Linked DNA regions of Homo sapiens: region 1 is linked to region 2. Evidence: read pairs that join two places in POLR2A ChIA-PET (ENCODE). Cell type or tissue: Caco-2. All regions are shown on one strand. Links, peaks and the distances in the headings refer to the core of each region. The heading gives the core; the rest is flanking DNA.

Evidence for each region. Peaks named below come from ENCODE experiments on the same cell type or tissue, not always from the same donor. Only the 100,000 strongest peaks of a DNase experiment are listed, where the experiment ranks them.
Region 1: POLR2A ChIA-PET joins it to region 2 with 10 read pairs; 2 of 35 experiments call an interaction of 5 or more read pairs at or near these places.

The regions. Positions count from the first base shown.
Region 1 is chr20:36,828,477-36,844,545 of GRCh38, reverse strand. It overlaps MTCL2 (microtubule crosslinking factor 2), which reads left to right. Exons shown (of 15, transcript NM_080627.4): 2 at 5,105-5,329; 3 at 15,334-15,492. Among named protein-coding and RNA genes, the nearest start is that of MTCL2, 27 kb to the left of the region's middle. RefSeq lists enhancers at 2,827-2,886, 9,074-9,133 and a silencer at 8,554-8,843. In Caco-2, for the core only: CTCF peaks have their summits at 7,479 and 7,678; DNase peaks (open chromatin) are centred at 7,685 and 8,735.
Region 2 is chr20:37,012,123-37,028,191 of GRCh38, reverse strand. It overlaps RBL1 (RB transcriptional corepressor like 1), which reads left to right. Exons shown (of 22, transcript NM_002895.5): 17 at 5,366-5,542; 18 at 7,462-7,533; 19 at 9,823-9,913. It also overlaps the pseudogene RPS3AP3. Among named protein-coding and RNA genes, the nearest start is that of SAMHD1, 68 kb to the right of the region's middle. RefSeq lists an enhancer at 15,479-16,069. In Caco-2, for the core only: no CTCF peak of the experiment used is centred there; no DNase peak of the experiment used is centred there.

The DNA of each region.
Region 1 (16,069 bases), core at 4,487-12,486, 180 kb after region 2:
AATCCATCCACCTCAGCCTCCCAAAGTGCTGGGATTACAGGCATGAGCCACCGCACCTGGCCAATGATAGCCATTTTTAAAGTCACGGCCTATTTGGATGTAATACATTATTATTATTGTTGTTATTATTATTATTATTATTATTTTTTTTTTGTAGAGATGAGGTCTTACTGTGTTGCCCAGGCTGGTCTTCAACTCCTGGGCTCAAGTGATCCTCCTGCCTCAGCCTCTCAGAGTGCTGGGGTTACAGGGGTGAGCCACTGTGCCCTGCCAGTGCTTTATTTTATTTTATTTTATTTTATTTTTTTCTGAGACAGAGTCTCGCTCTGTTACCCAGGCTGGAGTGCAGTGGCATGATCTCAGCTCACTGCAACCTCCGCCTCCTGGGTTCAAGCAATTCTCCTGCCTCAGCCTCCTGAATAGCTGGGATTACAGGCGTGCACCACCACGCCCGGCTAATTCTTATATTTTTAGTAGAGATGGGGTTTCACCATGTTGGCCAGGCTGGTCTCAAACTCCTGACATCGTGATCTGCCGGCCTTGGCCTCCCAAAGTGCTGGGATTACAGGCGTGAGCCATCGTGCCCGACCTGGCCTGTTTTATAAATAAGAAAATCAGTCATTTAAAAGTTAAAAAAAATGATTTCCAAAAATGACTCTAGTGCTCTGGGTGTGATCTTGTGTAAGAGATGTTACCTCCCATGATCTAAATGTCATGCATTTGTTAATGTAGCCCAGCATCATAGGGTTGTGTGCATTTCCCCTTGGTTCAACCTGAGCTTGGGGTCCACTTAGACCCTCCTATTCTTTCCATCACCATATCCTGTCATTTTAACTTTCTAGAGATAATAAGTGAGGTGCTGGTAACCGGCATGGCTAGGATTTGAACACAGATCCATCTGGAGGCTGGCCTAGCCTACCGGCTTGCACTTCCTGAGTGATCTTTCCTTCATGCTTCCTTCACCGGCTGCCTGAAACAGCGCGTGGATCCTTCACTTCCTCATTTTTTTAACTGGTGTGATCATTTACTGTTCCACTTCCTCCTCTCCACTCTGGTTCTGTCCACGTGGTATGCTGGTGGGGTGGTGAGTCTATGAGGGTGGAGGTGGGGGTGGGGGGCTGGCAAAGTGACTGTTCTCTGCAGCCCCAGGAGTCAAACCGATGGGCAGGAAAACCTCTCGAGCTTGTGAGAACTGGCCTGGAGGGCAGGGCTCCCTAACCCTGACTCTGAGTTAAATCCATCCAGCCTCAGGGGGCGCTGGCAACCCCAGTCGTACCCCCTTCCTCACAGGGAGCCATCCTACCAGGCTGACCATTGGAAGAGCAGAGCAGTCCTCCCCATCTGGGCAGGCAGGAGTGAAGAGAGAGAACCCCATGTTTGTTCCTTTCACAGGCACAAAATCAGATCCCCCTTCCTCCCAGCCCCAGCGAGGGTGTGGTGAGGGGTGCTCGGACAGAAGCCAGAGGTGTCCCTCTGACGGGAGCAGAGTGGACACTCCCTCCTCCCAGTGGCAGCATGAGGAGGGAGGAATACGAGACCCCACTTCCCAGTCCCTTCCTTTCCGTTTTCTTTGGGGAAAGACGGGTAGGGAGAGCTGAGGAATCCGGCTCTCCAGATCTGCCCTCTCCAGGGCCCACAGAGGCCTTCTTGCCCCTTGGACCCCCCACCCCTGCTTCCATCACTGCCATCCTCGGTGCTTCCCCTGGCTCCTCAGGGATGCCTTTAGCAGGTCATTCATCCCTGGTGACTCTGTTTCTCTTTTTTTTTATTTTGTGAGACAGAGGCTCGCTCTGCTGCCCAGGCTGGAGTGCAGTGGTATGATCTTGGGTCACTGCAACCTCTGCCTCCCAGGTTCAAATGATTCTCCTGCTTCAGCCTCCCGAGTAGCTGGGATTACAGGTGCCCACCACCATGCCTGGCTAATTTTTGTATTTTTAGTAGAGACGGGATTTCACCATGTTGGCCAGGCTGGTCTTGAACTCCTGGCCTCAGGCGATCTGACCGCCTTGGCCTCCCAAAGCGCTGGGATTACAGGCGTGAGCCACCGCACCTGGCCAGTTTCCCTTCTTAGTATACAATCTTATTTAAATCATTCGGTCACATTAAGAGTAGGTATTATCATTCCCATTTGTGACTAGGTTTTCACATTTGTATGAGACATAATAATTATGCATTTCTTCTGCGTAATTCTACTTCCCTCCCCCTTACACTTAGTATCTAATGATTGTTGCACATTCGTATGTCTTTTTTGTTGTTTTTGACCTGACTAAACATGCATGCATCCATTCAGTTAATATTTGTTGGGAGGCTACCACCTGCTAGGCCAAATGGGGTTGCCTCCAGGCACTCATGGTTTGGCTGGGAGACAAACTATTAAACATAGAATTGCAAATTTGCTAATAATGATTACAAAGGAGAAGTGAGGAACAGCTGGAAGCTGATGACAGCGGTAGCAGAAGCTGCCTTCAGGAAGTGAGGTCATACTCTTACCCTCTCTGCTTAAAACCCAAACCCAGGCCAGGCATGGTGGCTTATGCCTGTAATCCCAGCACTTTGGGATGCTGAGCTAGGCAGATTGCTTGAGCTCAGTTCATGAGCAACCTGGGCAACATGGCAAAACCCTGTATACACACACACACACACACACACACACACACACACACACACACACCCCACCCCCCACCCCCGATGTGGGGTTGTGTGTCTTTGGTCCCAACTACTTGGGAGGCTAAGGTGGGAGGGTGGCTTGAGCCTGGGAGGCAGAGGTTGCAGCGAGCTGAGATTTTGCCACCGCACTCCAGCCTGGGTGACAGAGTGAGACCCCATCTCAAAACAAAAGCAAGCAAACAAATCCCAAACCCAAATTCTATTTGGCCCTTCACAGTACCATGTGGTTGACTCCTGTCAGTTTCCTCAGCCTCAAATTAACCCAGTAGCTGCCCTGGCCTCCTTGCTGTACCTTGACACACTGAGCTCTTTCCTGCCTCTGAGCCTTGGCACACACTGTTCCCTCTGCCTGGAATAACCTCTCCCCCTAGCTTTCTCGGCTGTTCCTTCTTGTCTCAGCTCAAATGTCTCTTTTGTAGAGATGGCCTCCCTGATCATGTCCCCTAACATAGCACCCCCCCTCACCCTATCATATAACTCATGTTGTTTGGTTTCATTTTGGCTTTGTCTTTATAGCACTTAACAGTATCTGAGGTTTGTTTTTGTTTTTTTTTCTTGGAGATAGGGTCTCACTCTGTCACCCAATGGTGCAATCTCGGCTCACTGCATCCTCTGCCTCCTAGGTTCAAGTGATTCTCATGCCTCGGCCTCCCGAGTAGCTGGGATTACAGGCGTGAACCACCACGCTGGGCTCATTTTTTTTTTTTTTTTTTTTTTTTTTTTGTATTTTTAGTAGAGACAGGGTTTCACCATGTTGGCCAGGCTGGTCTCAAACTCCTGACCTCAAATGATCCACCCACCTCGGCCTCCCAAAGTGCCGGGATTAGAGGTGCGAGCCACTGCGCCCAGCCAGGTGTCTTTTGTTATTATTATTTTCTGGTTTACTGTGTATCTTCCTGGTGAAGCTTGGGGCTCCATACAGAGTATATAGAAGGGGCTGGACCCACCCCATTGTCCCTCCCTGCCCCTGCGCTTAGCACAGGGCCTACCTAGGACGTACATAGTTGATGCTCATCCATGTTTCTTTTTTTTTGAGACGGAGTCTCGCTCTGTCGCCCAGGCTGGGGTGCAGTGGTGCGATCTCGGCTCACTGCAAGCTCCGCCTCCTGGGTTCACGCCATTCTCCTGCCTCAGCCTCCCGAGTAGCTGGGACTACAGGCACCCGCCACCATGCCCAGCTAATTTTTTGTATTTTTAATAGAGACGGATTTTCACCATGTTAGCCAGGATGGTCTTGATCCAACCTCGTGATCCGCCCATCTCAGCCTCCCAAAGTTCTGGGATTACAGGCATGAGCCACCGTGCCCAACCTCATCCATGTTTCTTAAATGGCCTCTCCTGCTTCCCCAGTGTGTTCCTGTTGCTTCTGTAACAAATCACTACAAATTTAGTGGCTTAAAAGAACACCAGGCCAAGGGCACGGTGGCTCATGCCTGTAATCCCAGCAATTTGGGAGGCCGAGGCAGGCTGATTACGAGGTCAGGAGATGGAGACCATCCTGGCTAACACGGTGAAACCCCGTCTCTACTAAAAATAAAAAAAAAAAATTAGCCAGGCGTGGTGGCGGGTGCCTGTAGTCCCAGCTACTCAGGAGGCTGAGGCGGGAGAATGGCGTGAACCCAGGAGGGGGAGTTTGCAGTGAGCCGAGATAGCGCCACTGCACTCCAGCCTGGGCGACAGAGCGAGACTCCGTCTCAAAAAAAAAAAAAAAACACCAGGCTGGGCAGGGTGGCTCATACCTGTTCCCAGCACTTTGGGAGGCCAAGGCGGGCAGATCGCTTGAGGTCAGGAGTTCAAGACCAACCTGGCCAACATGGTGAAACCCCGTCTCCACTAAAAATATAAAAAATCAGCTGGGTGTGGTGGTGGGCACCTGTAATCCCAACTACTTGGGAGGCTAAGGCAGGGAGAATCGCTTGAAGTAGGGAGGAGGAGGTTGCAGTGAGCTGAGATTGTGCCACTACACTCCAGCCTGGGCAACAGAGTGAGACTCCGTCTCAAAAACAACAAAAAAATGAACACCAGATTATTATCTTCTGATCCTGGAGGTCAAAGGTCTAGAAATCAAGGTTTGGGCAGGGCTGCATTCCTCGGGAAGGCTCCAGGGGAGAAACCTTTTCCTTGCCTTGAGAGGCACCCCCTTCCTCCGTCATCACAGCCCCTTCCTCCAACATCAAAGCATCTCACTCCAGCCTCTGCTTCTGTTTCCCTGTCTTGGGATCCTTAATTTACTCATATTTGCAAAGTCTCTTTTGCCATGTAAGGCAACATTCACAGATCCTGGGAATGTGAACATGGACGTCTTTGGAGGTCTGTCATTCAGCCTGCCACATCCAGGTCCCCCACGGTGCTTCATTCAGTCCTAGGTGTGGCCAGTACTCCGGCCTCCTAGCTGCTACTGTGGGCCCAGTGACCTGACTCTTCCTTCCCTCCGCAGGACGAGATTGAGGAGCTGCGGGCCGAGATGCTGGAGATGCGGGACGTCTATATGGAGGAGGACGTGTATCAGCTGCAGGAGCTGCGACAGCAGCTGGACCAGGCCAGCAAGACCTGCCGCATCCTGCAGTACCGGCTGCGCAAAGCCGAGCGCCGCAGTCTCCGTGCCGCCCAGACCGGCCAGGTGGACGGCGAGCTTATCCGTGGTCTGGAGCAGGATGTCAAGGTCAGCCTGGGCTCGGGTGCCCTTGTTGCTGGGATGGGACCACAAGTCTAAGTGGGGCCCAGGTTGGCCTTGCATCTCATTTCCGTGTGTCCATGGCCAAGTTCTACCACCTCTCTGGGCCTCAGTTTCCTCATCTAAGTAGGAATTCCTGGTGAACCCACAGGGCTTCTATCAAGGGTATCCCAAAATGATATCATAATATGAATCCTTCCTACTAGCAGCAGCTACTGTTTTTTTTTTTTCCTTTGAGACAGAGTTTCTCTCTTGTTGCCCAGGCTGGAATGCAATGGCGCGATCTCAGCTCACTGCAACTTCTGCCTCCCGGGATCAAGCGATTTCTCTTGCCTCAGCCTCCCAAGTAGCTGGGATTACAGGCACCTGCCACCACACCCGGCTAATTTTTGTATTTTTAGTAGAGACAGGGTTTCACCATGTTGGCCAGCCTGGTTTCGAACTCCTGACCTCAGGTGATCTGCCCACCTTGGCCTCCCAAAGTGCTGGGGTTACAGGCATGAGCCACTGCGCCTGGCTGAGAAGCTACTGTTTATTGAGTATCAACCACCACCTGGTGCTAGCCTCTAATTGTCCCCGCACAGTTCCATGGGGGTTTCTTTTTCTTCTTGTTTTTTTAGAGACAAGGTCTTGCTCTGTTGCCTAGGTATCAGGCAGTGATGTGATCATAGCTCACTGTAGCCTCCACCTCCTGGGCTACCCCCACCTCAGCTTCCTGAGTAGCTGGGACTACAGGCACACACCACCACACCTGGCTAATTTTTCTATATGTTGTAGAGATGGGGTCTCATTATGTTGCCCAGGCTGGTCTCAAACTTCTGGGCTCAAGTGATCCTCCTGCCTTGGCCTCCCAAAGTGCTGGGATTACAAGGATGAGCCACGGTGTCAGGCAGAGGTTCCTTAATTATGCTAATGAAAAGTAGTGAAGGCCTCGAGACCATCCTGGCTAATACAGTGAAACCCTGTCTCTACTGAAAACACAAAAAATTAGCCAGGTGTGGTGGCAGGCATGTGTAGTCCCAGCTACTCGGGAGGCTGAGGCAGGAGAATGGCGTGAACCCACGAGGCGGAGCTTGCAGTGAGCCAAGATCGTGTCACCACTGCACTCCAGCCTGGGCGACAGAGCGAGACTCCGTCTCAAAAAAAAAAAAACAAAGAGAAGTAGTGAAGGCCTAGAGTTGGTCAAGGCTGGTTTAAATCTTGGCTCCAATATACCTGAACTTTATTATTTTGAGCAAAGTCATCAATTTCAGTGTCCTCATCTGTAAAATGGGTTTGCAGCAATCTCTATCTCACAGGGTTATATGAGGATTAAATGAAATAATGCGGGCTGGGCACAGTGGCTCATGCCTGTAATCCCAGCACTTTGGGAGGCCGAGGCGGGCAGATCACCTGAGGTCAGGAGTTCGAGACCAGCCTGGCCAACATGGTGAAACCCCATCTCTACTAAAAATACACAAATTAGCCGAGTGTGGTGGTTCCCGCCTGTAATCCCAGCTACTCAGGGGCTGAGACAGGAGAATCGCTTGAACCCGGGAGGCGGAGGTTGCAGTGAGCTGAGATCGCGCCACTGCACTCCAGCCAGGGTGACAGAGTGAGACTCCGTCTCAAAAATAATAATAATAATAATAATAATAATAATAATAATAATAATAATGTGGGTAAAATGCCAGCATAAGGACTCAAAAATGTTAGCTATCATTATTTCCATTTTCTTGATGAAGAATCTGAGGTTCAGAGAAAAGCAATACCTGCCGAAGGTCAAGGGGCGCTCAGTGTGTTGGTGGCAGAGCCCAGGCTCATGAGCCTCCCAAGCCTCCAGCTTGGCCTCACTGCTCTCTGCTTCAGGAAGCAGGGGAAGGGTGGGTGGGAGGTTGGCAGGTGGGATGTCCCCCTGCCTGTCTTCGGAAGCTCTGGTCTGGTGGTGAGAACTCCAGGGCCCCCAGGCCCGGCCCTCTGCCCTCAGAACTCAGCCCAGTGTGATCTGGTGACACGAGGAGCTGGGATGGGGCCCTAGGGAGGCTTCCTGCAGGGGTGACTTCTGAGTGAAGGCCCAAGGGAGAAGTGGGCCTGAGCCAGGAAGGGGGAAAGAGGAAGGTGGCAGAAGATGGCTCCTGTGAGGACCCAGGGGAGCGGCAGGATGCGAGTCAGCCACACACTTACCTGGGGAGAAGTCCCTTCTGTTGGAAGACACTGGCAAACTCAAGCCCTATAGCCTTTCCAGTGGAATATAAAAGAAAAACCTTTGTTAAGGGACCAGGGAGAGCCATGGTTTCAAAGGCCAGCAGAACCAGGGGAGGTAAACAGGAGTGCCTGTTCCAGGAAGCTGCTGGCGCCCCCTGTGGTCTTGTTGGTGCACAATGGGATTGTAGTGCTGTCCTACACATGAGGCAACCAATGGTTGTGTCTCCGCCAGAGGTGGAGGCTCATGCCTGTAATCCCAGAATCCCAGCGCTTTGGGAGGCTGAAGTGGGAGGATCGCTAGAGGCCAATAGTTGGAAATCAGGCTGGGCAACATAGCAAGACCCTATCTCTACAAAAAAATAAAAAAAATTAGCAGAGGCTGGGGGTGGTGGCTCACACCTGTAATCCTAGCACTTTGGCAGGCCGAGGCGGATGGATCACCTGAGGTCAGGAGTTCGAGACCAGCCTGGCCAACATGGTGAAACCCCGGCTCTACTAAAAATACAAAATGAGCCGGGTGTGGTGGTACACGCCTGTACTCCCAGCTACTCAGGAGGCTGAGGCAGATGAATCGCTTGAACCTGGGAGGCCGAGGTTGCAGTGAGCTCACACCATTGCAGTCCAGCCTGGGTGACAGAGTGAAACTCTGTCTCAAAAAAAAAAAAAAAAAAAAAAAAAATTAGCTGGGCGTGGTGGCAAGTGCCTATAGTCCCAGCTATATGGGAGGCCAAGGCCAGAGGATTGCTTGAGTCCAGGAGTTAAAGGTTTCAGTGAGCTATGATTGCAGCACTGCACTCCAGCCTGGGCGACAGAGCGACAAGGTCTCTCTCTAAAAGAAAAAAAAGAATGAGTTAGTTTCCAAGTTCAAAGCGTACCTCTACTTGACAGGGCAGCTCCCGGGCATATTCAGATTCCAATCACTGGGTTGGGAGGGGTGGGGGGTGGTGGGGGAAGGCAGTAGGGAGGAGATGGGGAGGGGGAGGGAATAGCTGGAGAAGCTCAGAGGAATCTGCGTTTGGGCATATAGTGGAGGATTTCTGGGAGGGACACAAAAAAATGTCAGACTTCAGAAAGATGAGGAAGAGGCGGAGGAGAGGCTGGGACCTGGAGCTAGCTGCCGGCTGCGGCGCCTCCGTGGGTGGAGCTAGAGCAGCGGCGGCGGCGGCGGGGAGGCGGGTGTGGGGAGCGGGTGTGTGGCTCTCCGGAGTCTGGGCGGAGAGGAGGGGCCGTTTCTGTTGGGGTTTGAATTAGCCAATCAGCATCCCTCTTGCCCTTCCCTCCCTCCTCTCCCCACGCTGCAGCTGGAGCGCTGAGCTCATCTGCGGGCCTGGGGCCTGAGCTGGATGGACACCTCTGGCCACCACCCTGAGCCCCATGTGCTGGGGTCGTTCTGGGGGGTTTTGGGAAGTTATCAGAATGCTGCTTTCCCTGGCATCGTCTTGGAGGGCTTGATGGACCCGAGTGGGGAGGGGGCGGGCGCTGCCTAGGAGGGTACCTCTGGGACTTCCCCAACTTGCTCTGCCAGCTCCGTGGTCCATGCCCTGACTTGCCCCTACCGCTTGGTGCCTCATTTTCCCCTTCTGTTAAATGTGGCTTTTGACCAGCTGAATCCTCAGGGCTTTTGAGCTCCTGTGGTTTTATGGAGCAGAGGGGTATTGGTGGGGTGGGGTGGGGGGTCATGAATAAAACCACAGGCCTCAGTGCCCCCCCCCAACCCCCAGCTCTCCCTCTCTGCTGGTCCTCACCGTTGACAGGACCTACAGAACCTCGGTGGGGCCTTTGCCCAGCATGAGGAGGGCAAGGTCACGGGGCGGAGAGCTGCTGTGCCACGTTTGCTGTGTGGCCTTGGGTAAGTTCCTTCACATCTCTGAGCTTGTTTCCTCATGGAAAATGGAGATAAAATGAGTCCCTCCCTCTAGAGGTTTTTGTGAGGATAAAATGAAATAATTCAAGTGAAGAGAGTATTAAATACTAGGTCTGGAAATAAACATGTATTGGTTGTGGTTTTCTTTTTCTTTTTTTTTTTAAGGCAGGGTCTCACTCTGTCACCCAGGCTGGAGTGCAGTGGTGTGATCTCAGCAACCTCTGCCTCCTGGGTTCCAGCAATTCTCCTACCTCAGCCTCCCAAGTAGCTGGGATTACAGGCATGCGCCACCATGTCCAGCTAATTTTCGTATTTTTAGTAGAGATGGGGTTTCTCTGTGTTGGCCAGGCTGGTCTCTAACTCCTGACCTCAGGTGATCTACCCACGTCGGCCTCCCAAAGTGCTGGGATTACAGGTGTGAGCCACCATGCCTGGTCTGGTTGTGGTTTTCTTATTGCTGAGAAGAACTCACACAGCAAGTATAAGTTCTTCTGAGCAATACATCAGTAGGACTACTAGTAGTAGTAGGCTAGTAGGACTGGTTGGTAGTAGTAGTAGACTAGTAGTCTGGGGGCGAGGGTAGGCCAGGATCTCAGCCTCCCAGGGTGGATAAAAATCACCAGGAGGGCTTGTTCACAACATACATTCCCAGGACCCGTGAGGAGCTGAGACCGGATACAAGGAGGTCAGGTCCAGGGAATCTGGGATCTAAACTCTGGTCTAAAGTGACTCCTGTGGGAAGCCAAGGACACACCAGGAGCACGCCCCCTTCCTCAGATACAGATGTTGCTGGAGAAAATGTTCTGGCTTTGGGTTTCATTCCTAGGTGACCTGTGCAGGTTACCTCCCTTCTTTGAGCCTCACTTTCCTCATCTGTAGAGTGGGGGTGACATTCCTACCCTCCTGGGGTTTGTAGGAGGATTCAGCCACACGGAGTCCAGAATGCTGCCTGGCCAGGGGATGCTCTTCCTTTTTTCTTTTTTTTTTTTTTTTTGAGATGAAGTCTTGCTCTGTCACCCAGGCTGGAGTACAGTAGCGTGATCGCTGCTCACTGCAACTTCCACCTCCCGGGTTCAAGCAATTCTCCTGCCTCAGCCTTCCGAGTAGCTGGGATTACAGGCATGCCACCATACCCAGCTAATTTTTGTATTTTTTTAGTAGAGACGGGGTTTCACCGTGTTGACCGGTCTGGTCTCGAACTCCTGACCTCAAGTGATCTGCCGGCCTCGGCCTCCCAAAGGGCCAGAATTACAGGCATGAGCCACCATGCCCGGCCTTGTTTCTTTGTTTCTTTCTTTCTTTCTTGAAACATAGTCTCTCTTTGTCACCCAGGCTGCAGTACGGTGGCTGATCACAGCTCACTGCAGCCTTGACCTCCTGGGCTCTCAAGGGATCCTCCTGTCTCAGCTTCCTGAGTAGCTGATACTGCAGGCACACACCATCATGCCCTGCTAATTTTAAAAAGTTTTTATAGAGATGGGGGTCTCCCTATTTTGCTCAGGCTGGTCTTGAACTCCTGGCCTCAAGCAGTCTTCCTACCTCGACCTCCCAAAGTATTGGAATTACAGGCGTCAGCCACCATGCCCGGCCAGGAGCTGCTCTTTCGTGAGAGCTCCCATCCCTCTCCCTGAGGATCAGGATGACAGAGGCCCAGGAGCCGAGGGGCCTGATGCCTGGGGAGCAGGGGCTGGAGGCTGCTAGTTGCACTTGGCAGGAGCCAGGCCCTAGCGCTGTAAACAGTGACCTCATGGCTGAGTGCATTTGTTTATGGTTTAGGGATTTGCCCTGGTTTTCGGAAGCCGCAGCTGCCGCGCCTCCCTTAGTATCTCAGCCCCCCTACCTTGAGGGTAGCTGGGAGGATCAAATGGGATAGACACGTGGGGCCCTTCAAATGCCTGACACAGTAAGCCCACTGTTGGGGTTTATTATTAATACTTGTATTGTTGATGTTAATGTAATGTGTTTTCACGCATTGGGCCTATACGGCAAAATCAGCCTGAGAGTGAGACTTTAGAGTTGACCCACTCGATTTCAAACCTTAGTTCTATAGCCTTCCTAGCTGTGTGACCTTGGGAAGTGACCTTTCCTTTCTGAGCCTCAGAATGGGGATAATAATCAAAGTGCTTCCCAACGGGATGAAAAGCACGTGGTGAGCACCCGGGGGATGTTCCAGCTGATTCTGTAAATCACTTGTGAGGGCCGAGGGGGCCCAGGACCACTGAGGCTCACTGAGGAGCAGGGACAAGCCCAGGCCACAGGGCTCCTGCCTCCCAGTCTGGCTGCCTGGAGTTGTGATTTTTTTTTTTCTTTTTCTGAGACAAAGTATTGCTCTGTCACCCAGGCTGGAGTGCAGTGGTGCAATCTCAGCTCACTGCAACCTCCGTCTCCTGGGTTCAAGCAATTCTCCTGCCTCAGCTTCTCAAGAAGCTGGGATTATAGGCATGTGCCACCACGCCTGGCTAATTTTTGTATTTTTAGTAGAGACAGCAAAGACGGGGTTTTACCATGTTGGCCAGGCTGGTCCTGAACTCCTGACCTCAAGTGATCTGCCCGTCTCAGCCTCCCAAAGTGTTGGGATTATAGGCGTGAGTCATCGTGCCTGGCCTGTGCTTTCTTTTGATACAGCAGCCATCAGGGAAAGGGAGTAAATAGGAAAGGGATTCCATGGAGAATGGGGCAGAAGGGAACTGGGGAATCATGGAGAGGATGGGAGGGGATGAAATCCATAGAGTTGTTCATGAACCCCAGAGGATCCAGAAATCCACATGGATTGTGACTTCTTGATGGGGACTGGTAGCCTCCCCAGGTGGAGGACATGGTGGAGATGGGGCATCCCCGCAGGTGGAGAGGAGCTGGCCCAGATGGGAGCTCATTTGAGAGAGGAGCCCTCACCCCAGCCAGGGGTGCAGCCCTTCCTGGATAGTGGGTGGGGTTGGCATTTGAGGGCAGCCTCTTCAGCCCTGCGAGGGCAGGTACCACTCCCCATGTATATTCAGTCATTCACTCATTCATCTCCCTCCCTTTTCACTTGTTGGACCCTTGGATTTATTTGTTCATCCAACAAGCATTTATTAGGCACTTAGTGTGTGCCTGACGCTGCGCTGCTGCTGGGACACATAGATATGAATGAGGCCAAGTATGTCTGCGGCCTTGATCTCTGTACCCCACCACTCCTGCCTCCAGTGCCTAAGCAGGATGAGTGAGTGAGTGAGTTAGTGAGTGAGTATGAGTGAGTTAATGAATGGAATGTTGATCAGGACAGGGGCTTACTGGGTGACCTAACAGCCCCAAACTGGGGACCATGTTTAAATAACTTAACCTGGGTCACATAGCCAGTAAATGCTGGAACTGGGCTTGAATCTAGTTTTCCTATCTGCAAAGCCCTTGTTCTGATACTGAGGGGTTGTTCTCCCCACTTCGTGGATGAGGAAGGTCTGGTACCCAGAGAGGCTGTGGGAGGAGCCTCATGGGCCCGCTCCTGGCTGTCCTACGAGATCCTCGGGCAGAAACAGGCAGTGGCAGTGCAGGGAGGGAGAGGCCATGCCTGGTTTCCTTTCTGGTCGTTGTTTTTCCTGGCCTGCCTCATACATTGCCAAGGGGTCCGTGCCGAGCTGGGCTTCGGCCCAGGCAGAGGTCAGAGCCAGGGAGGGCCCTCTTCCCTTCTGGCAAGGAGGAGGCACAACAGTCATTTCCGAGACCAGCAGGCATGGGTTGCTGGGCTCTCTGCCCCACATGGAGTTCCTGCTGGCGAAACCTGGGCACCCCTGGGAAACCCTGGGCTATACTGGCCCCTCAGCCAAACCCCTGGGGCTCCCAGCCCAGCTCAACCCACACTGGCTTTGCGTGACCCTGAGTGAGTCACTTCTGCTCTGAGCTCCAGTTTCCTTGTAAAATGGGGACAGGATTGGGGTGAAGATGGGTGAGTTTGGCATGCAGTAGGTATTCACCAAACAGTAGTTCCCAATGTACATAGAGATGGAGTCTGGTTGCAATTTCCCAGCCCAGAAGGGCCTTCCTTCCTCATCCCTGCAGGCCTCCTTTCCTGGCTTCCCTCAACCAGCCAGCAGGGGACAGAACAGAGGGTGTCTACCAGGAATGGGGTGCTGTTGCTACAGAGTCCTGGACCAGGATCAGAGATTGCAGCTCCTCTAGCTTCTTTCTGTAGGGATGACTTGGACATCTGCCCACCCTTTGTCATTTTGGGCCTGTTCTACATCCCAGACAACTAGATATAGGTCTCAGGGTCACACTGTGACCTCCAGCGATCATGCCCTTCTCTGGGCTTCAGTTCCTTGGAGCAGCAGCTACCAGTCACCCAGAACTCACTGTGTGCAGGCCCCAGGCCAAGGCTTTTGTGTAATAGCTGGTTCAGTTATCCTGTCGGGCCTGTAAGGTTGACCCTGTTATCACTGCGTTCATTTTATAGTTGAGGAGACTGAGGTACAGAGAGGAAAATTGCCTTGCCCAGGACTACATGCTGGTCACTGGCAGAGATGGGATTCAGTGGTCTAGGGCCCATCTTCTCTGGGTTTCCACTGCAGCTCAATCCCCTCTCTGTTTTGTTTTGCTTTGCTTTGTTTTGTTTTTAGGAGACAGGGTCTCGCTCTGTTGCCTAGGCTGGAGTGCAGTGGCACAATCATAGCTCACTGCAACCTCGAACTCCAGGGCCCAGGTGATTCTTCCATGTTGGCCTCCTGAGTAGTTGGGCCTGTAGGTGTGTGCCACCATGCCAAGCTAACTTTTTTGGGTTTTTTGTAGAGGTGGGGTCTTGCTATGTTCCCCAGGCACATCTCGAATTCCTGGGCTCAAGCGATCCCCCTGCCTCGGCCTCTCAAAGTGTGGGATTCCAGGTGTGAGCTACCGTGTCCAGCCCCTCAAAGTGTTGGGATTACAGGTGTGAGCTACTGTACCCAGTTCCTCAGTCTCCTCCCTTTAAGATGAGCTTCTGGCCCTCCCACAGGCTTTTGTGAGGACTGGGCAAGTGGTGGCTGGGAGAGGCTTTGGAAGTGTGAAGAGCCCAGGTAGGCAGGCACAGTGGCTCATGCCTGTAATCTCAGCTACTCGGGAAGCTGAGGCAGGAGGATCCCTTGAGGCCACAAGTTCAAGACTCTCCTGGACCACATAGTGAGACCCCGTTTCTTTTTATTTATTTATTTATAGACAAAGTTTTGCTCTTATTGCCCAGGCTGGAGTGCAGTGGCATGATTTTGGCTCACCGCAGCCTCTGCCTCCCTGGTTCAAGCAATTCTCCTGCTTCAGCCTCCCAAAGTGCTGGGATTACAGGCACCTGCCACCACGCCTGGCTAATTTTTTGTATTTTTAGTAGAGATGGGGTTTCACCATGTTGGCCAGTCTGGTCTCGAACTCTTGACCTGAGGTGATCCACCTGTCTCGACCTCCCAAAGTGCTGGGATTACAGGTGTGAGCCACTGCGCCCGGCTGAGACCCCGTGTCTACATAAAAATGCAAAAATTAGCCAGTTGTGGTTATGCATACCTGTAGTCCCAGCTACTCAGGAGGCTGAGGTGAGAGGATTGCTTGAGCCCTGGAGTTCAAGCCTGCAGTGAGACATGATTGCACCACTGCACTCCAGCCTGGGAGACATAGTGAGACCCTGTCTCAAAAAAAAAAAAAAAAAAAAAAGCCTCAGGTAAATGAAAAGGCATTCCTGAGAACAGGGTCTTCCCAGCTTTCTGGGGCTGTGCTGTGATACAGATGCTGAGAGCTTGCGGTACCTAGGTTTGGGTTTTGGTTCTACTGCTTCCTTCATGAGTTTCTTGGTCTCTTTGTGCCTCAGTTTGCTCATCTGCAGCGTGGCAGTGATGCGATAGGAACCTGCCTGTCTCTAGGGTTGCCCTGCTGTGAAAGTCGGGTGGTCAGTGGGACTTGCAGTGGGGGCTCTCCTCAGCCTGCTCACATCCTTCTCTCTCCCACCCCTGCACAGGTCTCTAAGGACATCTCCATGCGGCTGCATAAGGAGCTCGAGGTGGTGGAGAAGAAACGGGCGCGGCTGGAGGAGGAGAACGAAGAGCTTCGTCAGCGGCTCATCGAGACTGAGCTGGCTAAGCAGGTGCTGCAGACGGAGCTGGAGCGACCGAGAGAGGTGAGGACCTCATGCATCCAGCAGGGCCAGCCTAGGGCAGGTGGGCACATGCAAGCCCCCCCAAGCCAGTGTCTCTGTGAGCCCCCGCTTGTGGGAAATGGGCAGCTTATGCCTCCCTGGCAAGGTTGTTTATTCATTCATTCCTCCAACATGCATTTCCTGAGCACCTACTGTGTAAATTGTGTGCTGGACACTAAGGTTACAATGGTGAACAAAACACACCCAGTTCCTGTCCTCAGGGAGCTCACGGGGTAATGAGAGAGAGAGTCATTCATCAAAGAACCACAGCCGCTGTGGGAGGATTAACTGAGAAAACATGCAACAATGTCAGGCATGGGGCTCAGCCCTCTGTGCCTCAGTTTCCTTACCTATACAATGGGGCAGTGGTGCCCTGAGTCATTGTGAGGACCAACAGGAATAACGCATGTGGAGTGGCTGCAAGAGACTGCGAGATCCTGCCATTTGGTGTGAAGTCAGTGCAGGGGCTGGGTCTCAGGCCAGTGTCTCTGGGGTACTGGTGCTTCCCGAATGTGACCCTGAGACACATTCCTGTCTGTGTTTGTTCATGCCAGTTCCT
Region 2 (16,069 bases), core at 4,279-12,278:
GGTTTCACCATATTGGCCAGCCTGGTCTCAAACTCCTGACCTCAGGTGATCTGCCCACCACAGCCTCCCAAAGTGCTGGGATTACAGGCATGCGCCACCATGCCCAGCTGTTACTCATAATTTTTATTATAAATCTAGGCCAGGCATGGTGGCTTATGCCTGTAATCTCAGTATTTTCAGAGGCCAAGCCAGGAGGGTTACTTGAGGCTTGCAGTTCAAGACCAGCCTGGGCAACATAGCGAGACCCAGTCTCTACCAAAAAATTAAAAAATTAGCCAGCATAGTGGCCCATGCCTGTAGTCCCAGCTACTCAGGAGGCTGAAGTGGGAGGATAACATGAGCCCATGATTTCGAGGCTGCAGTGAGCTAAGAAGGTGCTACTACACTCCAGCCCAAGCAACAGAGTAAGATCCCGTCTCCAAAACTCAAAAATAAATAAAATAAATCTAATGTGTTACCCTTTAAATTAGCATATGACCAGTTCTTATTATAATGCCTAAATTATTTTAATATTAATGGAAAGGGACTAAAAACGGTTGACCTTAGACATAACTTGAATTTGTCCTATCTCTTACGAGCACATTTTGAATCATCAGCTTCTGATAAGATAGACATGTTAATCAGATATTTATAACCAAACATGACTGCAGTGCATCCCACAGCTAGATGGTTGGCTAGCCCATTCTATTGCCCAGGTTGGAGTACAGTGACTATTCACAGGCACAGTTATAGCACGCTAGAGCCCAAACTCCTAGGCTCAAGTGATCCTCTTTCATTACCCTCCGAGTACCTGGGTCTACAGGCAAATTTAAGTGTATTTCTCTACTAATCATTCTTTTTTTATTATTATTTTGAGACAGGGTCTTGCTCTGTCGCCCAGACTAGAGTGCATAGGCACGATCATGTCTCACTGCAGTCTACCTCCCAAGCTCAAGAGATCCTCCTGCCTCCTGAGTAGTAGGACCACAGGCATGCACCACCCCACCCAGCTAAATTTTTTTTTTTTTTGGTAGAAATGGAGTCTCGCTGTGTTTCCCAGGTTCATCTTGAACTCCTGGGCTCAAGCGATCCTCCCACCTCAGCCTCCCAAAGTGCTGGGATTACAACAGGTGTGAGCCACCATGCCCAACTAATTGTTCTTGTAATAATTTTTTGGTTTTTTTTTGTTGTTTTTTTTTGTTGTTTTTTTTTAAGATGGAGTCTCACTCTGTCACCAGGCTGGAGTGCAGTGGTGCAATCTCAGCTCACTGCAACCTCTGACTCCCTAGTTCAAGCAATTCTCTGCCTCAGCCTCCCGAGTAGCTGGGATTACAGGGACGCACCACCATGCCCAGCTAATTTTTTTATTTTTAGTAGAGACAGGGTTTCACCACGTTGGCCAGAACAGTCTCGATCTCCTGACCTAGTGATCCACCACCTCAGCCTCCCAAAGTACTAGTATTACAGGTGTGAGCCACTGCGCCCAGCCTAATAATTTTTTTTTTTTTTGAGATGGAGTCTTGCTCTGTCACCCAGGCTGGAGTGCAGTGGCACGATCTTGGCTCACTGCAACCTCTGCCGCCCGGGTTCAAGCAATTCTCCTGCCTCAGCCTCCTGAGTAGCTGGGATTACATGTGTGTGCCACCACACCCGGCTAATTTTTGTATTTTTAGTAGAGATGGGATTTCATCATCTTGGCCAGGCTGATCTTGAACTTCTGACCTCGTGATCCACCCGTCTTGGCCTCTCAAAGTGCTGGGATTACAGGCATGAGCCACTGCGCCCGGCAATAATTTTTTATATGTCCTTTTTTCTCTATGCTAAATAAATCTTCTTTAATTTATACTCTTCCTCAATCATGTTTTTCTCCATTCTTTTGTCACTTGATGTCATGGAAGGTCTCAGCCCACACTCTGAATTAGATAATTTTACATTAAGATAAAACATGAGGATTATTTTTTACATTTTTATATCAAATCCTATTTCTTTCACAGTACCTCTAATGTGTTTTCTGACCTCGGGCATAGTGATTATCTATTTATTTCTTAGATTTCAGTTTAGCTGTTTGAAAATAATAGTAGCTTAAACAAGAGAATTTATCTTTCACATAAAGTCTGTGTAAATAGTATGGGACTGCTGTGGTTACCACGACCATTAAGAACCCAGGTCCTGGCCAGGTCGGTGGCTCACGCCTATAATCCTAGCACTTTGGGAGGCCAAGACGGGCGGATCATGAGGTCAGGAGTTCGAGACCATCCTGGCTAACATGGTGAAACCCCATCTCTACTTAAAATACAAAAAAATTACCCAGGCATGGTAGCAGGCACCTGTAGTCCTAGCTACTCGGGAGGCTGAAGCAGGAGAATGGCGTGAACCTGGGAGGCGGAGGTTGCAGTGAGCCGAGATCACGCCACCGCACTCCAGCCTGGGTGACAGAGCAAGACTCCATCTCAAAAAAAAAAAAAACCCAGGTCCCTTCAAGGTTTTTTTGGCCATTTTCAACACAAGGTTTCTAACTCAGTCCATGATGACTGCTTCCCTTCCAGATATCATATCTGCATTCTAGCCAGCAGAAAGAAAAAGAGCATGCCTCCTCACCTTCAGAACCTGTCCTAGAAGTTACATACACCAATGCTGTTTATTTCCCACTTAGTCATATAGCCACTTGTAGAATGTTTTTTTTTTTCTTTTTGGAGACAAGGTCTTGCTCTGTCACCCGTGCAGGGGTGCAGTGGCAAGATCATGGCTCACTGCAGCCTCAACCTCCCGGGCTCAAGCGATCCTCTCACCTCAGCCTCCTGAGTAGCTGGGACTATAGGCACAGGCTACCACACCCAGCTTATTTTTTAATTTTTTGTAGAGAAGGGGTTTCGCTATGTTGCTTAGGATGGTTTCAAACTCCTGGACTCAACCAGTCCGTCCACCTCACCCTCCCAATGTGCTGGGATTACAGATGTGAGCCACCGTGCCCAGGCAGAATTTTCAAAGGGGCAAATATAGTCTTTATTACAGGAAGGTGGGTGTAAATGTTAAGGGTTCTGTTATTGCAGAAGAGGAGACAGACACTGGAAAACAACTCATTTATAGCTTCTACAACCATTCTTTGTCTTCTGTTCCTTTCAATTATAGCTCATTTATTTTCATTACATTGTGGGTTTTGGAGCAACTGATTCTCCAAGGAATTTCATCTTTTAGGGAAATCCCTTCTTTGAATGAAATAGTCTTCAGAAGTATAAACAAAATATATGAAAGCAGAGCTGCTTTGGTTGGCAGTTGGGATGGTTGAGGGAGAGTCTTGCTCTTTTCACCACCTTTACTGGCTTCTCTCCTCTGTCCCTTCACCCCCTCCTATGCCTAAGGACTGTTTTAACAACAGAGCTTGAAAATATAGCAGTTTCCCCATTTACTTACCATTTTTAATTTTCAAAATGGCAAATTATTGCCTCTGATAATTAACCTAAGTTTGACAGAAATAAGACTTTTTGGTGAATTCTTTATTTTGAATGTTGTTTTAGAATCTAACATCCTTTTCCTTTCATTTAATTATAACCTGCTCATAGATTAGAAGCTAGAAAATATAAAAGGAACTGAAATGTCTGAATCTATAATAAATTCAAAATAACCATTCATTGAGTAAATTATAACGATTATCTATGCTGAACTCAGTGTGATGCTGGTGTTCTATGCCTAAATAGAATTTACTGTGAATGTTAGAATCAAAAGCCTTCCAGCGTATGTGTATCCTGTAAGCATTGGATCAGCTCTGTAAAAGATACTTTACCAAGTATTACTTAACTACATATTATTTTTAATTATTCTAGCTAGGACTATATATCTTATCTTCTCCTTTCATGAATATAAAGTTCTAGCATCTTTCTCTCTGCTCTTACCCTACTATTTACTGAGCATGGCTGGACCAGAAACAAGGGGAGAGGATGCAGAAAATTTGTTTGCTGTAAAATAAATCACTGGTGGCTTTGGAGTCAACTGTTTGTCTCTCTTTATATTAGATCACTGAGTAGCTTAAATTAGTTTTTAAGCTCGGTTTGTAGGTATTTTTCTGCCAAAGATAATTTTCTGTAAGGGGTAACTTTTTTTTTCCATCTGGAAATTTAAAGACATAGTTTGGGCCAGGCGCAGTGACTCATGCCTGTAATCCCAGCACTTTGGGAGGCCGAGGCCAGCAGATCACCTGAGCTCAGGAGTTCGAGACCACCCTAGGCAACATGGTGAAACCCCATCTCTACTCAAATACAAAAAAAAAAAAATTAGCCAGGCGTGGTGGCACTTGCCTGTAGTCCCAGCTACTCGGGAGGCTGAGACACAAGCATCACTTGAGCCCGGAGGTGGAGGTTGCAGTGAGCCAAGATCATGCCACTGCACTCCAACTTAGGCTACAGAGTGAGACTCCGTCTCAAAAAAAAAAAAAAAAAAATAGTTTGAATAGAATAGTCTGGTTTAGGAATACCACATCACGGTTATCAAGTCTTAAAATAAAAAAACAATCTTGCAGGATCTAGGGCCAGGGAATTGAACTGAATTTATTTTCACAGGCTTTAAAAAAAACAACAACTTTGTATCTTACTTATTTTAACATTCCTGTTTCGTTCCCATTGTGCTCCTAAAAAGTGTAGAATATAGGAGCAATTTTTTAAATGGTTTTGCTTTCTGACTCATTTTTGGAGTCAAATATTTCATTTATTATTTGGCATGTTAGACCCCCTAGCAATTTTACCTGAACCCAAAGAGAATAGACAGAGACTTCTGAGCTTTGAAAAATTATGCATTCGAGCCGGGCACAGTGGCTCACACCTGTAATCCCAGTACTTTGGGAGGCTGCAGTGCATGGATTACTTGAGGTCAAGAGTTAAAGACCAGCCTGGCCAACATGATGAAGCCCTGTCTCTACTAAAAATACAAAAATTTAGCTAGGCGTGGTGGCATGCACCTGTAAGCCCAGTTACTCGGGAGGCTGAGGCAGGAGAATTGCTTGAATGCAGAAGGCAGAGGTTGCAGTGAGCCAAGATTGTGCCACTGCACTCCAGCCTGGGTGACAGAGCGAGAATCCACCTAAGAAAAAAAAAAAAGGAAAAATTATATGTTCATAATTGTCATGATGCAGGTAAATCCTATATTTCATTTTTTCTTACTTTACATAGTTGGCAGCATAGAGTAATAGATGACATCTTTAAAAAATTTTTTCAAGTAGTTTTGCTTTAATCTATATCCTCCTGCCATAGCAGTGAACTAGTGCTATAGAACAGAAATTTTATTTAATTTAGTATATCAACAGCCTATGTTTTTTAATCTTGGTCTTGGTAAGACATAAAAATTTGAGAAATGATTTACTTGGTGTTTTGCATCAATGTGTTACCTTCTATTTTAGGTCTATCATTTGGCAAGTGTACGCTTACGTGATCTATGTCTAAAACTGGATGTTTCAAATGAGTTACGAAGGAAGATATGGACGTGTTTTGAATTCACTTTAGTTCACTGTCCTGATCTAATGAAAGACAGGCATTTGGATCAGCTCCTCCTTTGTGCCTTTTATATCATGGCAAAGGTAATGTATAAATTGGGAGAAGAGGCTGGGCATGGTGGCTCACACGTATAATCCTAGCACTTTCGGAGGTCAAGGTGAGCAGATAGCTTGAGCCCAGGATTTCGAGACCAGCTTGGGCAACATGGTGAAACCTCATCTCTATAAAAAATATAAAAATCAGCTGGGCATTGTGGCTTGCACCTATAGGCCCAGCTACTTGGGAGACTGAGGTGGGAGGATCTCTTGAGCCCAGGAGGCCAAGGCTGCAGTGAGCCGAGATCATGACACTGTACCTCAGCCTGGGCAATAGAGCAAGACCCTGTCTCAAGAAAAATAAAAGTTTCTGTACCATATCGCATATTGCTTTCTCGTGATTTATTGTGCTGCCTCAGAAGAGCATTTTACTTTCTAGTTGCTACAACGTGTTTTAAGTCATGGAATAACATATCTTGCTTGTTTTTTAAAATTCTCATATATCTGATACAATCATTTGTCTTGACTGTACTGGCCACACTGGCAGTCCTAGCAGATGTATACAGTTAAGACTTGATTTTTCAGCTTTTTGAGACAGAGCATATGTTTTTAAACTCCTTTGTGACCCCTCCTCCCACAATGCCTCTTTGAAATCTCTGTAAAAAATAGGTCTTAATAATTGTTACTGCAGCACTATGGTGGTTGACGAGAAAATGCACCATACAAAAGGCAACAAAAAGGGAGCAAAGAAGAAAATGGTTGATTCATTTTTTAAGAAAGATTGGTTTGATGTAAAAAAGCACCGACTATGTTCAATACAAGAAATACTGGAAAGACACTAGTTACCAGGACTCAAGGAACCAAATTGCATCTGATAGCTTCAAGAGTCATGTGTTTGAAGTGTATCTTGCTGATTTGCAGAATGATGAAGTTGCAGTTAGAAAACTCAACCTGAAGGGCCGGGCGCAGGCTCATGCCTGTAATCCCAGCACTTTGGGAGGCCAAGGCAGGCAGATCACGAGGTCAGGAGATCAAGACCATCCTGGCTAACACAGTGAAACGCTGTCTCTACTAAAAATACAAAAATTAGCTGGGCATGGTGGCACGCGCCTGTAGTCCTAGCTACTCGGGAGGCTGAGGCAGGAGAATCACTTGAAACCGGGAGGCAGAGGTTGCAGTGAGCCAAGATCATGCCACTGCACTCCAGCCTGGATGACAGACTGAGACTCTATCTCAAAAAAAAAAAAAAGAATTAAAAAATTAAAAGATAAATGTTACTAACTAATCGTGTGTTTTCCAGAAGACTGTTAGAGTTCAGGCTTTGCCATTTCTAGCTCATCATTATAGAGAACAGGTTTAGCACTAATGGACAGTGAAGCAGGGGAAAAGAGTGACTTAAGTGAAGTTTATGATCACAGAGATCCCAGAAGGAATTCCTTTTTGGATCACTAATCCATTTTCTTCCTTTTGGCCACCACTGTGACTTCTGTCTAAGCATTAGAAACCCTACAGTCTGTCCTGAAATGTTAAAACCTAATCCTGTAATAGCCACTCAGTTTGATTGAGAATCATCACTGTAAGATATTTTTAATCCTTCGTATGTGGTTAATTTACTTTTAAGTAAGTACTTAAAAATTAATAAAACTGGAGACTGCAGGGAATTAAACAGATCTGAGTTTTCTTATATCTTTTTTTATATAAAGAAATGGATTTTCAGTAGAGTCACACCATAGCAGTTTCACTGCTTTTTGATTAATGAAACTATTAAGTGAGTCCCCACAGGCCACAAAGCCTGAACTTTAAAGGTAGAAAAAATCATAAATGTTAGTGGTTTTTAGTCATGGACTGGCCTGGGGTTAATGGTTTTCTGCAAGGTTGCTCTCAGTGCCAACTTATAATTGAAGTTTTGTTCAGAGCCATTTTTCTTTCAAAAAGCAGTTGATAAATGCGGTTTTTATTTTCCTTAGGTAACAAAAGAAGAAAGAACTTTTCAAGAAATTATGAAAAGTTATAGGAATCAGCCCCAAGCTAATAGTCACGTGAGTTACATTATTTTTCCTACTGTCCAAAAATAGATTTACTCTTTTCCACTGACAAGTTATATAAAAGGTAAACTTATTTTATAGTTTTAATATACTTCAGATTTTCTGTTTTAATGGATAACATTAAACTCAAGAGATAATTTCATTGAAGGACAGTTTCAATAGAAGCCAGGAAGTCTGACTGTTTCCGACTCATCCATATACTTTCATATACTTCTCATAAGTTCTGCCATTCCATTTGTTCATTTAATGAAAGATATGTATAATGGCTGGGTGCGGTGTCTCACGCCTGTAATCCCAGCACTTTGGGAGGTGGAGGCAGGTGGATTACCTGAGGTCAGGAGTTCGAGACCAGCCTGGCCAATATGGTAAAACCCTGTCTCTACTAAAAATACAAAAATTAGCCAGGCGTGGTGTCACACGCCTATAATCCCTGCTACTCGGGAGGCTGAGGCAGGAGAATTGATTGAGCCCAGGAGGCAGAGGTTGCGGTGAGCCAAGAGCATTCCACTGCACTCCAGCCTGGCCGACAGAGCGAGACTCTGTCTCAAAAAAAAAAAAAAAAAAGTTATGTATAATAATAATAATATTCTTTAATTATATGACTTTATTTTTTAATGATATTTAAACCCAGTGAAATTTGAGGATTCATTAACCTAACTACAGCTTCTTTTGCCATCTGCTAAGCATCCTAATGTTTGCATCTTTGAATAGATGTTAAACATTTCTGATTATATTGTTCTGACCGTGGTGAAAATTCCATGAAACCTTTCAGTCATGGTAGCAGAGTGGACTGGCACACAATAAGCATTTAATGAATGTTCATGTCATATTGTTGTTATTATTGTACCTGAAGAACACAAGTAAATTACCTTAAGGGTTTGATCATTCAAGAACCTAGTTGCTCTGCTCTTAGGAAGCATAATGGCCTCTTCTCTGGCCCTGGAAATTGTAGACAGAAAGAGAGAGGTAGTGGCCTAGACTGCAGACCAAAATAGAGATGTGGCCTCAGTATTAGTAGTTATATCCCCTTCTAAGAGAGCTTTGTTTAAGCCCTAAAATACATTATAGCAAGCAATATAGAGACATTTGAAGAACCAAGTACAGGTATTTGTTATATCCTGTGATAAGCTAAGAGTTTCTGGGCTTCTTCAGGAAAATCCCTCAGGAACAGAGCCTAGAAAGCTCTAGATTGTCCTTGAAGATCATTAAGGTGAGGTTAGTGTGAGTCAAGAATGGGCCAAGCCATGGTTCCCTGAATATCTTCTTAATACCAGTAACCTATAATACAGTACAAGGGGGAATGGATCATGCCTTTCCAGCTATCTCAGAGGTGAGAAATAGTTTAGGGGCAGGGAAGGGAAAAGATTTTCATGTGGCCATCTGAAAGGAGATGGGAATGGGCTGGGGGCAGAAAAACAAGCTGCATTAAGAACAAATGACTCTGGTCCAGGCGCAGTGGCTCACGCCTGTAATCCCACCAGTTAAGGAGGCCAAGGCAGACAGATTGCCTGAGCCCAGGAGGTCAAGGCTACAGTGAGCCATGATTGTGCCACTGCACTCCAGTCTGAGCCATAGAGTGAGACCCTGTCTCTAAAAAAAAAAAGAAAAAAAAGACCAATTGATTGTTGTGTAAGGAATTAAGAAGAAGGAGGAATTAATTCAGGTCTTTTGTTTTTTGTTTGTTTGTTTTATTTTGTTTTGTATTTGAGCAGAGTCTTGCTCTGTTGTCCAGGCTGGAGTGCAGTGGTGCGATCTCAGCTCAATGCAACCTCCACCCACTGAGTTCAAGCAGTTCTGCCTCAGCCTCCCTAGTAGCTGGAATTACAACTGTGCGCTACCACACCCAGATAATTTTTGTATTTTTAGTAGAGATGGGCTTTCACCATGTTGGCCAGCTGGTCTTGAACGCCTGGCCTCAAGTGATCCACCCACCTCAGCCTCCCAAAGTGCTGGGATTACAGGTGTGAGCCACTGCACCTGACCAAATTCAGGTCTTTAAAGTTGCTTTCATTTAGTAAAACCTGATCATCAGTCTTTAGTTGCTATTTCTTCTGTTTTATAAACTAAGCCCATCTTAGATGGTAGGCTCTTCTCCAGTATCCCCTCTTTTATGGTATGTGTTATAATCTATACTTACTAGAGCTAATAACATTTTACCCTTGAGTATCACTTATACAGACAAATAGTTTTTAATTGGTTTGATATTTTGCTCTTCTCACTTTGATTTTGTTTAACCTGTACCTCTGTGACTGAGCTGTCCTTTTCTTCCCCTCTGGCATGTAGGTATATAGAAGTGTTCTGCTGAAAAGTATTCCAAGAGAAGTTGTGGCATATAATAAAAATATAAATGATGACTTTGAAATGATAGATTGTGGTAAGTTATCCAATTTAACATATTATATGTAAAACACATTGGATCACACTGTACATAATACAGTGGGTGTCAGACAACATGGAAATGTGAATCATAAGGAGGTGAGGTGGACAATGCATATGTTTTGAAAACAAATAAGTTTGAGATTAGAATGTGCTGGTATAGTTTATTGAAACCATTAATTTGTCCCCTGTTAATTGTGTTTTGGAAGAAGTTTTCTAGTCTACTTATACATGTTAATGAAACACGTAAAAGAGACTTAATAAAATTCTAAAATCTGAATGACAGGGAAAACAAGGTAGCTGACAGTAATCTTCCCGAGGAGTCTGTTAAGAAAATGTCCCGGCTGGGCATGGTGGCTCACACCTGTAATTCCAGCACTTTGGGAGGCCAAGGCGGGTGGATCACGAGTTCAAGAGATCAAGGCCATCCTGGCCAACATGGTGAAACCCCATCTCTACTTAAAAAAAAAATACAAAAATTAGCTAGGTGTGGTGGTATACGCCTGTAGTCCCAGCTACTCAGGAGCCTGAGGCAGGAGAATCGCTTGAAACCAGGAGGCGGAGGTTGCAGTGAGCTGAGATCACGCCACTGCACTCCAGCCTGGCGGCAAAGTGAGACTCTGTCACACACACACACACACACACACACACACACAAGAAAATGTCCTGTTCATATAAGTATTACTTATAGGTAATTCTGCTACCACAGGCAAGACTGCACCCTCTTGCCACCATCATGCTAAGACTTCAGGCACTAGTAATCTTTTTTTTTCAAAGAAAGAAAAATCAAATGGTTAGTATTCATACACCTCTTCTGCCTACCTCCTTTCCCTTGTCTCATCTTTCCATGTATTTCAGGTGTATGTAATATATACATGTGTATATACTATGATTTTTTTTTTTTGAGATAGGGTTTTGTTCTGTCACCTACACTGAAGTGCAGTGGTATGATCATGACTCACTGCAGCATGGACATCCCAGGCTCAATCAATCCTTCCACCTCAGCCTCCCGAGTAGCTGGAACTGCAGGCATGCACCATCACCCTGGCGAATTTTTATATTTTTTGTAGAGACGGGATTTTGCCATGTTTGCTCAGGCTGGTCTCGAAATCGTGAGCTCAAGTGATCCGCCCACCTTGGCCTCCCAAAGTACTAGGATTACAGGCATGAGCCACTGTGCTAAGCCTAGGTACTGTGATTTCTTTAATGCCACAGTGTGAGACATTTAGGTCATTTCTCCTTTTCTTGTCTCGTCTTGTCTCGTCTCGTCTCGTCTTCTCTCCTCTCCCCTCTCCTCTCCTCTCCTTTCCTCTCTTCTTCCCATCCCCATCCCCCTCCTCTCCCCCTCCCCTGCCCTCCTTTCTCTTTTATTTTTTCTTTTCTTTTCTTTTCTGAGACAGGATCTTACTCTGTTACCCAGGCAGGCATGCAGTGGCACAATCATGGCTCACTGCAGCCCTGACCTCCGGTGCTCCTTTCATCTCAGTCTTGTGCCACACCCAACTAATTTTTTGTAGAGGTGGGATTTTGCCATGTTGCCCAGGCTGGTCTCCAACTCCTGGGCTCAAGCAGTCTCCCTACCATGGCCTCCCAAAGTGCTGGGATGACAGGTGTAAGCCACCATGCCTGGCCAGGTTGCTTCTAATTATGCACAGCTCTGTGATGAGCATCATTTGTAGCTTAATCTTTAGGCCACATCCTTAGGATAAATTCTTAAGAGAAAATCTGATGAATTAAAGCAAATTTTTAAATTATAAAAATATCCATAATCATTATGGTGTCCACTGGGATATAAACTTTTAAGATTTCATTCACCAAAAAGATCTTTTAATAATGTCCTAGAATCTGACTCCGTTTGAGGATAATAGGCCAAACTCAATTCTTTTTACATAAGTGTATTATTCTGGAGCCTTTTCAAGGCAACGAGGAGTATATAAGACAGTAACCCTAGCCGGGTGTGGTGGCTCACACCTGTAATCCCAGCACTTTGGGAGGCCAAGGTGGGTGGATCATCTGAGGTCAGGAGTTCGAGACCAGCCTGGCCAACATGGCGAAACCTTGTCTCTACTAAAAATACAAAAATTAGCTGGGCATGGTGGTGAGCACCTGTAATCCCAGCTACTTAGGAGGCTGAGGCACAAGAATTGCTTGAACCCAGGAGGCAGAGGTTGCAGTGAGCCAAGATCACACCACTGCACTCCAGCCTGGGTGACAGCGTGAGACTCCATCTCAAGAAAAAAAAAAAAAAAAAAAAACCGCTGGGCACGGTGGCTCACGCCTGTAATCCAGTACTTTGGGAGGCCGAGGCGGGTGGATCACAAAATCAGGAGTTCAAGACCAGCCTGGCCAAGATGGTGAAACCCGTCTCTACTAAAACTACAAAAATTACCAGGTGCAGTGGCAGACACCTGTAATCCCAGCTACTCAGGAGGCTGAGGCAGGAGAATCACTTGAACTTGGGCGGCAGAGGTTGCAGTGAGCCAAGATCCTGCCACTGCACTCCAGTCTGGGCGACAGAGCTAGACTCTATCTCAAAAAAACAAACAAGCCCGGGTGCGGTGGCTCACGCCTGTAATCCCAGCACTTTGGGAGGCCGAGGCAGGTGGATCATGAGGTCAGGAGATCCAGACCATCCTGGCTAACACGGTGAAACCTCGTCTCCACTAAAAATACAAAAAATTCTCCGGGCGTGGTGGCGGGCGCCTGTAGTCCCAGCTGCTCCAGAGGCTGAGGTAGGAGAAGGGCATGAGCCCAGGAGGTGGAGCTTGCAGTGAGCGGAGATCGCGCCACTGCACTCTACCCTGGGCGACAGAGTGAGACTCCATCTCAAAAAAAAAAAACAACAACAAAAAAAGCCATTTTCTATATTTGTTATACATGTTGCTTACCTATCCAGGGTGGTTTTTCTGTTCCTACAAAACCAGACATCAGAGGTTAGCTAGAAAGCTGTGGATCACTTGCCTGTTTTGTGTTTTTTCTATGAGAAACTAACTGCTAGCAAGTATCTGAGCTACAAGAGCAGTGAAGTTCCAGAGAGTAGAAGTAAGCAAAAGATAATAGACGATGTCGTTTTCTGTTTTGTTTTCTTTTTGATAAGTATCTGCCAAAGAAACTTGGGTGACTGAGAGTTTGCCACTTCCTGTATATATAGGTTTCAGATCAAATTCTGCTACACAATTTCTTTCTTTCTTTCTTTTTTTTTTTTTTTTTTTTGAGATACAGTCTCACTCTTGTTGCCCAGGCTGGAGTGCAATGGTGCGATCTCGGCTCACTGCAACCTCCGCCTCCCAGGTTCAAGTGATTCTCCTGCCTCAGCCTCCCGAGTAGCTGGGATTACAGGCACCTGCCACCAGGCCCAGCTAATTTTTGTATTTTTAGTAGAGATGGGGTTTTGCTATGTTGGCCAGGCTGGTCTTGAACTCCTGATCTCAGGTATTCCACCCGCCTTGGCCTCCCAAAGTGCTGGGATTACAGGCGTCAGCCACTGCACCTGACCTTTTGTTTGTTTGTTTTGAGACCATGTCTTGCTCTGTCACCCAGGCTGGAGTACAGTGGCACAGTCACAGCTCACTGCAGCCTTGACCTCCCAGGCCCGAGTGATTCTCGACTCAGCCACGTCCTGGCTAATTTTTATATTTTTTGTAGAGATGGGGTTTCACCATGTTGCCAAGGCCAGTCTTGAACTCCTGGGTTCAAGTGATCCATCTGCCTTGGCCTCCCAAAGTGCTGGGATTACAGGCGTGAGTCACCGCACACTGCCTTACATACGGTTATTAACTAGATATATTTATTAGCAAGTAAGCAAACAACCATTGTTACAGATCCTGTACAGTGGTGGTGGCACAGGGCAGGGAGAATATCCAGTGATAATGAACTCAGGAATTCTGGCACTCAAAAAGAGAGAACACAGTGGCTTACATCTACAATCCCAGCACTTTGGGAGGCCAAGCCAGGAGGGTGGCTTGAACCCAGGAGTTCAAGACCATTGTGGGTAACATAGTGACAGCCTATTGCTACAAAAAATTTTTTAAAATAGCCACACATGGTGGTGGGCTTCTGTAGTCCAAGCTACTCAGGAGGCTGAATTGGGAGGTTGGCTTGAGCCCAGGATGTCAAGGCTGCAGTGAGCCATGATCTTGCCGCTGTACTCCAGACAGAGCAAGACCCTGTCTCAAAAAAAAAAAAAAAAAAGAGAGAAAGTTATGTAGGAGGATATACAGTCAGACAAGTCTATATTCAGATAAGTCACCTTCCAGTTCTTAGAGCTATGGTTAGATGCTATGACCCAGATTTGGACACACCAAAGAACACCAACTTGGGAAAAACAGTTCTGGTTCTATAAACAAATTCATTATGAGTTGTAAAATAATTACTGTTTAAAAAGCACACACACAATTTATATATCCTATGCAGTAAGTTCATATATCCCAGTTCTATGTCTGACCAGCACCCATAGAAAAGATTTGCTCAAGAACAGGTGCCAAGATTTCAGATGCAGGATTCAGTCAACCTTAAGGCTACCATCAAGCAAATACCGTGGATCAGAATTCAGGGCTGGACACAGGACTTCTCAGAGCTTTTAGCCTTAACATTATTATCCCTAAGAGTAAAGCTGAGAGACTTCACTGGATCTTTCATCCCTTTCATGGCTATTGAGGGTAGTGTCTCAAATTTTTTTTTTTTTTTTTTTTATTGATCATTCTTGGGTGTTTCTCGCAGAGGGAGATTTGGCAGGGTCATAGGACAATAGTGGAGGGAAGGTCAGCAGATAAACAAGTGAACAAAGGTCTCTGGTTTTCCTAGGCAGAGGACCCTGCGGCCTTCCGCAGTGTTTGTGTCCCGGGGTACTTGAGATTAGGGAGTGGTGATGACTTTTAACGAGCATGCTGCCTTCAAGCATCTGTTTAACAAAGCACATCTTGCACCGCCCTTAATCCATTTAACCCTGAGTGGACACAGCACATGTTTCAGAGAGCACAGGGTTGGGGGTAAGGTCACAGATCAACAGGATCCCAAGGCAGAATAATTTTTCTTAGTACAGAACAAAATGAGAAGTCTCCCATGTCTACCTCTTTCTACACAGACACGGCAACCATCCGATTTCTCAAATCTTTTCCCCACCTTTCCCCCCTTTCTATTCCACAAAACCGCCATTCTCATCATGGCCTGTTCTCAATGAGCTGTTGGGTACACCTCCCAGACGGGGTGGTGGCCGGGCAGAGGGGCTCCTCACTTCCCGGTAGGGGCAGCAGGGCAGAGGCGCCCCTCACCTCCCCAACGGGGTGACTGGCCGGGCGGGGGGCTGACCCCCCCACCTCCCTCCCGGACGGGGCGGCTGGCTGGCGGGGGGGCTGAACCCCCCACCTCCCTCCCGGACGGGGCGGCTGGCCGGGCAGAGGGGCTCCTCACTTCCCAGTAGGGGCGGCCAGGCAGAGGCGCCCCTCACCTCCCTGACGGGGTGGCTGGCCGGGCAGGGGGCTGACCCCCCCACCTCCCTCCCGGACTGGGTGGCTGGCCAGGCGGGGGGCTGACCCCCCCACCTCCCTCCCGGACGGGGCGGCTGGCCTGGCGGGGGTTGACCCCCACCTCCCTCCCGGACGGGGTGGCTGCCGGGCGGAGACGCTCCTCACTTCCCAGACGGGGTGGCTGCTGGGCGGAGGGGCTCCTCACTTCTCAGACGGGGCGGCTGGGCAGAGACGCTCCTCACCTCCCAGACGGGGTCGCGGCCGGGTAGAGGCGCTCCTCACATCCCAGACGGGGCGGCGGGGCAGAGGCGCTCCCCACATCTCAGACGATGGGCGGCCGGGCAGAGACGCTCCTCACTTCGTAGATGGGATGGCGGCCGGGAAGAGGCGCTCCTCACTTCCTAGATGGGATGGCGGCCGGGCAGAGATGCTCCTCATTTTCCAGACTGGGCAGCCAGGCAGAGGGGCTCCTCACATCCCAGACGATGGGCGGCCAGGCAGAGACGCTCCTCACTTCCCAGACGGGGTGGCGGCCGGGCAGAGGCTGCAATCTCGGCACTTTGGGAGGCCAAGGCCAGGCGGCTGGGAGGTGGAGGTTGTAGCGAGCCGAGATCACGCCACTGCACTCCAGCCTGGGCACCATTGAGCACTGAGTGAACCAGACTCCGTCTGCAATCCCGGCACCTCGG